2 separate regions of the Homo sapiens genome follow, and region 2 is linked to region 1. The links are chromatin loops, found by intact Hi-C in ENCODE. Cell type or tissue: right lobe of liver. All regions are shown on one strand. Each heading gives the region's core, and the rest is flanking DNA. Links, peaks and the distances in the headings are about the cores only. Region 1 has its middle 130 kb from the start of LINC02205. Region 2 has its middle 85 kb from the start of LINC02205.

What was found. A loop is a pair of places that touch in the nucleus more often than their neighbours do. Peaks named below come from ENCODE experiments on the same cell type or tissue, not always from the same donor. Only the 100,000 strongest peaks of a DNase experiment are listed, where the experiment ranks them.
Region 2: a loop joins it to region 1, with 2.5 times the contacts of the local background. A loop is called at or near these places in 2 of 110 quality-filtered maps.

Annotation. Positions count from the first base shown.
Region 1 is chr15:70,374,392-70,379,763 of GRCh38, reverse strand. No RefSeq gene overlaps it. Among named protein-coding and RNA genes, the nearest start is that of LINC02205, 130 kb to the left of the region's middle. RefSeq lists enhancers at 783-1,282, 1,283-1,784. In right lobe of liver, for the core only: no CTCF peak of the experiment used is centred there; DNase peaks (open chromatin) are centred at 2,463 and 2,793; H3K4me3 peaks cover 811 bases; H3K27ac peaks cover 1,099 bases.
Region 2 is chr15:70,418,242-70,423,613 of GRCh38, reverse strand. No RefSeq gene overlaps it. Among named protein-coding and RNA genes, the nearest start is that of LINC02205, 85 kb to the left of the region's middle. In right lobe of liver, for the core only: no CTCF peak of the experiment used is centred there; a DNase peak (open chromatin) is centred at 2,331; H3K27ac peaks cover 255 bases.

The sequences.
Region 1 (5,372 bases), core at 293-5,292:
TTGTTCACTGAACTGCACCCATGCCTTCCCTGTGCCCCCTCCTGCACTCCCCCTTTCCCTGTTTGATTTTTATCTGTGACACTTACCACCCCTGATATTCTTTCTATTTTTTTATTTAATTTGTCACTATGTCTAATTTCCAATGTCAGTTCCAAGAGGGCAGAGATGTTTGTTTTGTTGGTTCACTGCTGTGTCTGTGCCATGTAGACCGGTACTTAAAAGGCCCTTGATGCAACAACCTCTCTGAATCTTCCTAACCACCCTGGTGTAGGTGCGACCCTTAATGCCCTCTAAGATGGGCAGAGGGGTAGAGGGACCACACAACACCCGCGGCTGCACCGTCAGTGAGGGAAGGGGCTGGAGGATACGTCCTGTCTCCCTACCAAGTTGCCTCTCTACAGTTGCCTGTGTGTGATTCGGAAAGTAGGAAGAATACTTTTTTCCACACTACAACAGGAGCGGAGGGCAGGAGCACAGCTGCACCACCCCAGAATCTCTCCACTCCCACCTCTCCATCCACGGCTGCTAGCAAGATTATAGCTCATGCAACCATGTCCCAGGGACCCGACAGCCCAGTCCCAGAGCATCAAACATGGGAGAGAGAGTAGGCTTAGAGAGTCCATTCTTCCATTTTATGAATGGGTAAAATGAGGCTAGGGAGGAAAAGAGGGCACTCAACTTGCTTCTAAACATGGAACATTTCAGAGGACTGGACACTCATTTCTGCACCCATTCCTCTGCTCCCCACAATACCCAGTTATTAATTTGCCCCTCCTCATAGCCACAGGTCCATTTTCCCTCCCAGCATGCTTTGTGGTCCAGCCTCCCCTACCCCCAACCCTGCCACTGACATGGGAACAAAATCCCACTTCCACACCCACATCTCTGGGTCTGATGCGGGCCCTGGCTCTAACTCACTGGCTGACCTTGGGAACTTGTTTCCTCATCTGTAAAGGATTTAAGGTTTGCAAGGCCAGTGTCTCTTTTGCTGTGTGTGAGATGCCAGACTCCTGGGTTCACCCATGTAAGCTGGGCCCTCACCCTCTCTGCCCCCGGCCCATGGGCTTGTAGCTAGTTGAAAGCAGCTCTGCCTGACTATGGAGGCCAAGAATTACTTTGCCAGCGAGACATCCAGCTAGCCAGGGGGCGAGGGGCCTGCCCAGAGGAGATGGGTGGAGACTAAGGCTGCAAACACTGCTAGTGAGATGTGCTCACACTCTGGGATATGGCAACTCTTCTCTGAGGTGCTAGGAGGGAAATGGAGTGGCTCCCTCAGCCTCGCCTGGAGCAGGGAGGGGCTGGAGATCTGGGTCCTTGTCTGGGCAACCAAGGAGATGGCAGGAGCACAGCAGTGAATCACAATAGCTGAGTTGAGTGCATGCTTCCTCTGGCAGGCTCTGCTAAGTGCTTTCTGCGCACCAACCCTTAGCCTAGCCTTCTTGGGGTCACGCTGACATCTCTGTTTTACAGATGAGGCAACTGCGGCCCAGGGAAATTAAAGAACTTGCCCTTCTAGATGGCAGGGCAGGGCCCAGATCCAAGGGCGATCTAGCTCCAAAACCAAGCTGGTACTTTTCCATGATGCCACGCTCAGGTGGCTGCCAGCTGCAGTTCGCTGTCTCTCTTCCCTATCATCTTGGGGAAAAGGCTTTTAGCTTTTACCTTTGGTTTCTGCAGCCCAGAATTGTGATTGAACAACGTGATAGGGGAGGCCGGCTAATCTTGCAGGACGGCTGCATTCTAGGATAATAGGAACACATGCACATACCTGCACACAAATGTATACTCATATGCACACATGTATGCAGTACTCCAGTAGCTACACACACACACACACACACACACACACACACACACACACACACACACAGAGCCCTCCATGCTGACCCCACCAACTGTACATGCATACATGTAAACATATACTTGTAGGTGTGGGCACCTGTCCTTGTTTATGCTTATATGTGTGAATGTGCCCACACACGTGCACACATACACATGCCTTGAGCATGCACATATGCTCAGCTCCACGGAGGGTTTAATCTCACACATCTTTCAATATTCCTTTTGAAAGCCCATTCTGCAGTTGCTAGGAAATATGGAGGCAGAAAGAGTTCCATGCCTTTCCTTTTTCTCTTGGATAGGAATTCCCACAACTCCCAGGCTCTGGCAAGCCCTGTCTTCCAGGCTTTCTCTGCACACTCCCCTGCCCCCACAGTGACACTCCCTCTCACCGTCGCTGCCCCCACCCCACCTGTCCGGGGTTCTATTTCTCTGAGCCACCATCAGGCTTCTCCTGTTGGCTTTGAAGGGCAGCAGCAGGGAGGGGAGGTTGGAGGAGGAAGGTGGAGGGAGGGAGCTGGTATTTGGGGCCCACTCAGCTTCTGTGTCCCCGACACTGGCTCTGGCTCAGGCTCTGCCCAGCAGTGTTCTCGTTGGAAACAGCGTTGTTTGACTGTTGCTATCGATTATGGCAAGATTGTGTGTGGCTAAGAGCTCCTCGGAGCCAACTGGTATATTAAGCAATCATTTCTATAGCAGATGACATAACTCCCCCGGCATCAGTTTGTCCTAATGGGCTTGGTATTACTCATGTGCTAATTGATTGGGCACGGAGGGAAGAAAAACTAAATTCACTTGTGAGGCGATTTTATGGCAGAGCTCATAACAGAGGTAATTTGCTGAAAATGTTCAGTCCCGCTTCGGTTATGTAAGATCGTCTGTGTTCCTGTGTTTTATCTCCTCCATGCCGGGCAGGAAGCTGGCCTGGCTGGCTGAGCGCGGGCGAGGCAGACTCCCCCAGGAATCGGGCGCTGACAGCTCGGCCCTTTCCTCCTGCCTTGGAACAGGCAGGCTGTCCTTGGGGAGCGTTGACAATTAGTGCCTTCTGCACAACTTTCTCGCCTCAGGGGTGGCTTTCAAAATATCTCAGCTTCTCCTGTTAAAAAACACCTCTGTCTAAGGGCTAAATAGTTATTTTCGGATCAACCATCTAGTGTTACAAAGCTCTTGTTCAGAAAGGAAAAGGATGAAGGGGGGTTTTTTTTGTTGTTTTTTTTTTTTTTTTTTTTAGAGAAAGTATATTTTGCCTTGAAGAGGGAGGGATGGAGAGGCTTGAAGAGGCTTGGAGAGCCTCCTTCCTTCCCTCCCTCTCCTCCCTTCTACCTCCCCCTCCCTCTCTTCCTTCCTCCCGCCTTCTCTCTCTTCCTCCTCCCCTCCCTCTCTTCCTTCCTCCCGCCTTCTCTCTCTTCCTCCTCCCCTCCCTCTCTGATTCTCTTCCCTCTTCCATCCCTTTCTCCCTCCTTCCTCTTCCCTCTCTTCTTCCCTCCCTTCTCCTCCCTCCCTTCCTGAAGCAGCCTGGCTTACCATTGGCCTCAGCAGGAGTCTTGAGCCCGTGCTTGGCATTTTACTCTAGACTGGCGGCACCATCCCGGAGGGGCAGGACCAGTCCTGCTATTTCTCTTTGTAATGGTTGACTCTCCAGATGTGTGCGGCGGGGGTAAGCTCCGCAGGCTAGGGGTGCCTACCAAGCTAAACCAGGTGTCTGTGCTTAAGTGCTCTCTTGAGACTCCCAGGGCAGGGAGGCTTCTATGAGCTCTGAATCCTGTTTTCAGAAAGGAGGCTGGGCTGCCCTGAGCCATCCTCAGGGATTCCCCAGTCCTGGAGCGTGCTGTGATATGAGGATGTTGGGGAGAGACTCTCTGTGCTGATCTTGGTGGAGGGAGGGTTGTTGACTGTAACTGCAGCCTGAGTCCATAGTAGTGCTTCTTCCTTTTGTTTATGACCTGCATGATCCCTAGTGATTTTTAAGTTCCAATTGGAGCAGCCAGGCTGCTGCCACTCCCTGTAGTGATCCAAGGAGGAAACCAAGATGCCATGTGGTCTCATTTTTTTCTGACAGGGAAACCGAGGTGACATAGCTAGAAAGTGGCAGTATTGGGATGAAAAACCCAGGTAGTCTGGCTGCAGGCTGGTGCTCCCAACCCAAGTGATGGCTTGCCTGTCCACAGAGGAGCAGGCATTAGGCGAGCTCATGGAGGATTAAGTTCTTGGTAAAGTGTTATAGGGGGTGGTCTCTGTGACATGTTAGATTCAGAGATTCTTACCCCATTGGGGCTTGGGACTCTGTGACGATCTGATATAAGCTGTGGAGTCTTCCCAGCTAAATGTACAGATGTGCACAGAGAAACTTTTGCTGACAATTTCAGGGGGTCCTGAAATTAAGCGGTCCATTTTTAGGTGCAGGGATGCTTGGTTAGTAAGCCTTACTTTATCCAGTGTTTTCTACAGCCTGAGTTGGAAGGGGGCAAGGTGAGAGGCAGTTTGAGCTCTATGGGTGAGGGGAAAGGACTTGGCCCATTAGGGTGTCTCAGACCTCTGGAGTGGGTGAAAGGAGGTTTTCCGTGGGAGTTGCAGCATGACTATTGCGGCTGGGCAGGCCAGAGCATGACTCAGCCTTCCTTTGGGCATTTTGGCACCGGCAGGGGTGGGTCTAGTAGGAGCCGCAGCGTGGAGATGGCAGGGGAACACAGTGCACACCAGGATGTCAGGGAGACCGGGAGGGGCGTGTGCGGGGAGGTGGAGGAGGGCACTGATTGTATCTGTGTCTGGATTTCCCCGTCCGTAATTATCCTGATAATTAATAGGTCTACAACACTGGTCTCGGAGCCAAGCTAGGTGAGCAGTGAACAAGGGAACAGAGGGTCTGATTGCTTCACTGTGGCGGGCGGATGGGGCAGCTTTATGAGACAGCAGAGGAGGCAGCCTCCTGGAGGGGGTGTTGCGGGACCTCTGGGCTGCCCCATTCCCAAATCAAAGTGATCTGCTCCACTCCCTGTCTGTTTGAAATTCTGCCATCACAGATGTATTGTCTGGGCCTAGAAGAATATAGTATAGGACACGCGAACGGCCCTGGGAAGGGCACACCTTCAGCTGTTATCAGTGACAAATTCAGTGGGTTTCATTGGACTCCACTCGAGGACAAAAGCAGTTCTCGTGTAGGGAACACTCAGTCTATTTTATAGGATAAAGTGTTGCCCAATAAAATAAAAGTTAAACAAAAATTAAATTGAAAAGCAGTTTTCATGGAGGAAAGTCTAGGGACAGAGTATGGGGGAGGCAGCAGAGACAGGGGCCAACAGCAGGCATGTCGGGGGGTCTAAGCCTGGCCTTGCCTTTCTCCTATTCTGGGACCTTGAGAAGTCCCCTCATGCTCTGTGTGCTCTCCGGGGAATTAAGTTACAATAACTGTGCCTGCTGTTGTTGGAGCATTAAAATAGGTAATGCTTCTAGGGGCTGAGCCCAGAGCCTGGCCCATAGGAAGCACTCACGAAATGGTGGCTTCTTTAATTTGGGAACCAAGAGATTTTACTGGA
Region 2 (5,372 bases), core at 166-5,165, 44 kb before region 1:
ATAAACTATTGGGCACAGGTACCCCCCTACATTCCAGAATGATCGGTGATGATACATGGTCTTGTTTGAAGGTTAATTTTGAATCCCTCCAACCATCTTGTGAGTGAGTTAGTATCATGATTGTTTTACATGTGAGGCTCAGAGAGGTTAACTAAAGTGCCCAGGATCACACAGCTAGCAAGTAACAGAGCTGGAATTTGAGCACTGACCATTTGCTCCTTCACTCTCAAGGGCACTGCTGATCACAAGGTTCAGCTGAGCCAGGTATTTTGACCAGGGATATGGGCAGAAGCCAGGAAAGCAGATGAGCCCCACTAAGTGGGAGTTAGGGTGGGGAATGTAGCCCCCAGGAGCTGAGTTCAGCAGGCTACTGGGCAGAGGAGCAGCAGATGTGCCCACTCCCCTCCTGGGGATGGGAAAGCAGGGCTATGCCCTCTTGGTCTGGTGTCTCATGCCCAGAGCTGGGTTTGGGGAGATGGGGACTGATCGCCTCCCACTTTGGAAGGAAAGCTGTTGTGACCATGAGAGCATGCAGTGATGCAGTCATTCCTCAGCGAAGCGGGGTGTCCCTTGGCTGTCTGCCCCTCTGATGTGGAGGAGCTATAGAGACCCAGGGCCCAATCCCAACTGGATGGAGGGGTGATTTGGTACATCACAGACATCCTGGAGCTCTGGGGCCACAAGAGTCCTATACCAACCATCACTCTGCCTCATGGGGGCAAGACAATTAGTGTGGTAGGGAATGCAGTAGAGCAAAATCCAGAGATATGGGCCGAAGGTGAGCTTTGTCATCTCTTCACTGAGTGGCCTTAAGCAGATCAAAGTCACTTTTTGTTTTGGGTCTCTGTGATTCTGCCAGGAAAAGAAAAGGGGAGGTGGCAAATATTGCCTATAAGGAGCATAAAAGACCCCCAGAGGAAGGCAATGCTGGAGGCTGCATTGAGCCCTCTTTCTTCCTTCTGTCTCCAGCAAATGTTCCTTTGACTGCTCAGGGATCACTGTTGGGTTTCCAAAGCTGCATTACCATGTCTCATCTCTCTGAGTCCCAGCCTGGTCTTCTTTGCTTCCGTGTCAGCTGACTTGGCCTTATTGTGTAACCTCCGAAGTCCACACCATGGCTGGCCATGAGGATTGGAGAGGGGCTGAAACTTGCTTCAGGCCCCACCATAGCTGTGGACGGTTGAGTTTTGGAGCCTGGGACTCCTGAATCCCTCTTACAGGGCTATTTAAACTGGAATAATTTTGACTCTCGGGAAGACACTCTCATTTTGGAATCAATGCATTAAACAAACATCAGTGGGGTTACTTGGGAGAAACAGTCTTGACATCAGCCTCCTAAGGATTTTCCTCTCCACTCACAACCCCAAACACTTCCAATGTGTTCTCACCTGTACCCTTTCCACCCATACCATCCTTCCCTGTCCTAGGGTAGATACTACAGTGGCTTACCCCAACATCCACTCTGCCCTCCTTCCTTAATAACAGAGCCTTGACATTTATCTGGGCTCAGAATCATGACTATATTTCCCAGCCTCCTCTCAAACTAGAAGAGGCTATATAATAGGTTCTGTCCAACAAAATGGTAAAAGAACTTAGCCTAAGTTCTTTGTCCCTTTCACTTTACCTTCTTTCTTCCTGGTGTGTGGATTCTGAATGTAGTGGCTGGAGCATAAGCAGCCATATTAAACCACGAGGCAATACACTAAAGATGGTGGAGAAGCAAGATAGAAAGAACCTAGGTCCCTAGCAACTTAATTTCTTTTATATGAGAGTAAAACAAACTTTTGTCTTCTTTCAGCCATTGTTATTTTGGCACTTCTGTTACTCACAGATGAACTCAATTCTAGTTAATAGACTTTCTTCCATACGCTGATTGCTTTTCACCTTTTTATTTAGTATAGTTGTCCCCATCCTTCAAAGCTTTCCCTGATTACTCTCCCCTCCCTTTTTCTGGAGTCTCAGGACATTTCATGTTTGTATAAGTCCTTGATATCCACCCACCAATCTGGCCTTGGTTTCTAAGTTCTGTTTGTTTTGTTCATCTTGGTATCTTATATGCATTATTGCTTTTATTTTATTATAGAGCTGAGATCTGTAGTCTCCTTTATTGTAGAGCTGGGAGCTATAGTCTCCTTTGTATTCCTCTCAAATTCTTTCATTTATTAACTCATTCAAAAATGTTTTTGGAGCACTTTCCATGTGTCAGGTACTATGGTAGGCTCGGGGGACCTTAAAGTTAACAAAACAGAATCACAATCTTTGCCCTCATAGTACAGAGGATTTAGTGGAAGTAAACAGGCTTTGAGCAAATAAGCCACTTACCAAGTGGGATAAGTGCCAAGATGAAAAGTGCCAGGGACGTCTAGTTTAGATCAGGTGCTCAGGGAAAGCCTCTTTAAAGAGACGGCACTTAAGGTGAAATTGAAAGAGGGGGAGAAAGCAGGCAGATGTTGTAGAGGAAAGAGTGCTCCTACCGGAAAGATAGCTTGTGCAAAGACCCTGGGGCAAAAAAGGAGCTATTTAAGGAGATGAAAGAAGGTCAATGTGAGTGGATAGCAAGTGGGGGAATGGAAGGAGAAGAGATCAGAAAAGAAGCCAGGAGCCATATCACACAGGACTATATGAGCCACAGCAAAGAATCTGGATTTTATTCTGCATGCCATCGGAAGGTTTTATGCACCAATTTGGTTAACTATTAGGATTAAGTTCTCCTGCCTATAACCAATAACCAAAGTAACAGTGGCTTAAGCAAGCCTGGAGGAAGGCAGTCCAGGGCTCACATGGAGCCTCCAGGATGCCATTAGGGGTCCAGGCTCTGTTAGCTTTCTGTTCCACATTATCGCATGGCCCTATTCTCAAGTCTTTTCATGACCCGAGATGGCCGTTGGAGCTCCAATCACATCCATATACCAGGCACAAAAAGGAGGAGGCAGAGAGGCCTCCCAGCCCACTCAATCTCCTGCAGAGTTTTCCAGGAGCCCTGCTGAGGGGCTTGCACGGACATCTCATTGGCTACCCTTGGCTGCAGGGAAGCTTGGGAAATGTAGTCCTTTAGCTGCACATTTTACCACCTCCTATAAATTGGAGTTCTGTTAGCAAGAAGGAAGGGTAAACTGGGTGTGGCTAGAATTGGGTTCACAGGAGGCATTTATTAAAAGCCCATTTGTTCCAAAAGCCACACACAACATGGATAAGTCTCACAGAAAAGGTTGAGCAAAAGAAGCCTGATGGGAAAGATTACTGTGATTCCAGTCAAAACTAATCTATGGTGCCAATGGTCAAAGGAGTTACTTGTGGTGGAGGGGTGTCAGTGCCTAGGAGGAGGCATTAGGGAGCCTTCTGGAGAGCTGGAAATGTTCTAGTTCTTGATCTGGGTGGCAGTTATGGGTGGATACTAATATAAAAATTAGTGAGGCATCCATTTAACATTTATGCACCTTATGTATACTGGCTATGCTCCAATAATTTTTAAAAGCATGTTCATTTCAGAATTATCTGTCTTCTAGGAATTAGTCAGAATATGCACACACATTTTTCTATTTCTACTTGTTTGCTTTGTGGAATACTTTAGCATCCCTTTCCTAAGGCCCAGCTTAAGCCTGTCTCCTGCAAAACGTTCTTCAATCCGCTGAGCTGGACATGTCATCTCTCTACCCAGAATGTCCCCAGCTGTATATCCTTTGATAGCATATCAGACCTTGAATGAGCCCCACATCACTTACTCTGAGCACAATGGCTGGCGCATGTTTGTTGAATGAATGAACAACTGTATGACCTCCCCACCGCAACCTAAGCATTGCACATTTTATGTAACAAGCCTTCATTCAGTCAATTCGTTATAACAGGCTCTATGTTCTTGGGGTAGAGAGATAAAGACACCATGAGCCCTGTCCATTATACAACCTGATATTTGAAATAGCATAAGTGTTGACAGATTTTTTAAAAAGTAGTAATAGTAGAGAAAAAGAAATTGTCCTTGATGGATCAAATCCCAAGAGGCTTCCTGGAGGAGCTGCCACTCTGAACCGGATGTTGAAAGTGAATGGGAATTTGCTGCTGGCTAGACATGGTTGGAGAAGGAAGAGGCAGCAGAGAGAATGGTAGTGTGTGCATGCGGGTCTGAGGGCCGAGTGACTTTGCCTAGGAGCGGGGCACAGGCAGCAGCAAGCCCAAGCCATAGCATATCTTCCCTCAGCGTTGGTGTCTGTTTGCCAGAGAAAATGGGACTATGCGGGGCTGGGCAGGCTGGCCCGCCGGGAAGCCTGCTTCCTCCCTCCCTCTCCCCTCCTCTCTGCTTCTCACAAAGTGGTCCTGAAATGACACCGAGAGCAGCTGCTTAAGCAATTTTGCCAATTAATGGGTCTCTGAAATTAAACCGCCTACACAGTCTGGATGAGCCTTCTCCAGGAGGGATTGCAGCAATTGTCTTCATGATAATCAGGCTTGACTTGCCTTCACACACATTAATAAAAAAAGCAAAGGCGTCGAGAGAGATGCCCTTTCGCGGGGAATATCGACAATATCATAATGAGGCTCAGGGAGAAGAATTCTGGGGCATGGCGCTGCATGCTCAAAACCGTTTCCCTCTGGTGGCAAGAGCCAGCTCTGGCTGGAAGCAGCTGGGCTTACAGTGAAGGAATATCAATGCCCGGTAGCCAGGCGGCTAGACCAGCCTGGAGAAAGGAAAGCACAGGCCAGGACATGCTTAGGAAGAGCAATCAGGAGGGCCTCCTGGAGGAATGATCAGGGTGGGAGGGACAAGCCAGTGAGTGCTGAGCACAGGGAACCTCAGCACAGGAGGGCGAGAACCAAAGCACCCAAGCTGCGGCTCTTCAGCCCTCTGCCCCTACACCCTACAAGAGCCAAGGACTTCCCTGCCCTGTTCACACACACCACCAGTTGATCACGCATGCCTTCTCCCCAAGCTGGATGTGACCGTGGAATCCTTCTCAGCACAATATCCTCAATACAACACCCCCAGTAGCCTCTAGCAATTGGTTGGCATGAGAACTCAGGGTGAATCTACTTGCCATCCAGCCTGAGAGTAGTTATGAGTTTGCTTTTGATGTCCCCCAGCCTTCCTTACTTTGCACTCTTTTCACCATGCACAGCCCGCCAGGTTTTCTCCTAACGGACGTCGTATTTTCACAAGGATCAAATGCTGAAGAGATGAAGTTCCAACGGTGGAGATTCAAGAGTGGAGAGCAGAAGTGGGGCTGCAGAGCTACCCAGATCCCAGGAAAAACTACACGTGAGAAAAGGGGACTGACAGCTATTTAATATCTACAAAATCACTACATGGTGCTTCCATCTGTAGTCTTGTTGAACCCCTGTATTCATTCTCCTGATAGGTATTCCCCCCACTTTGCTCA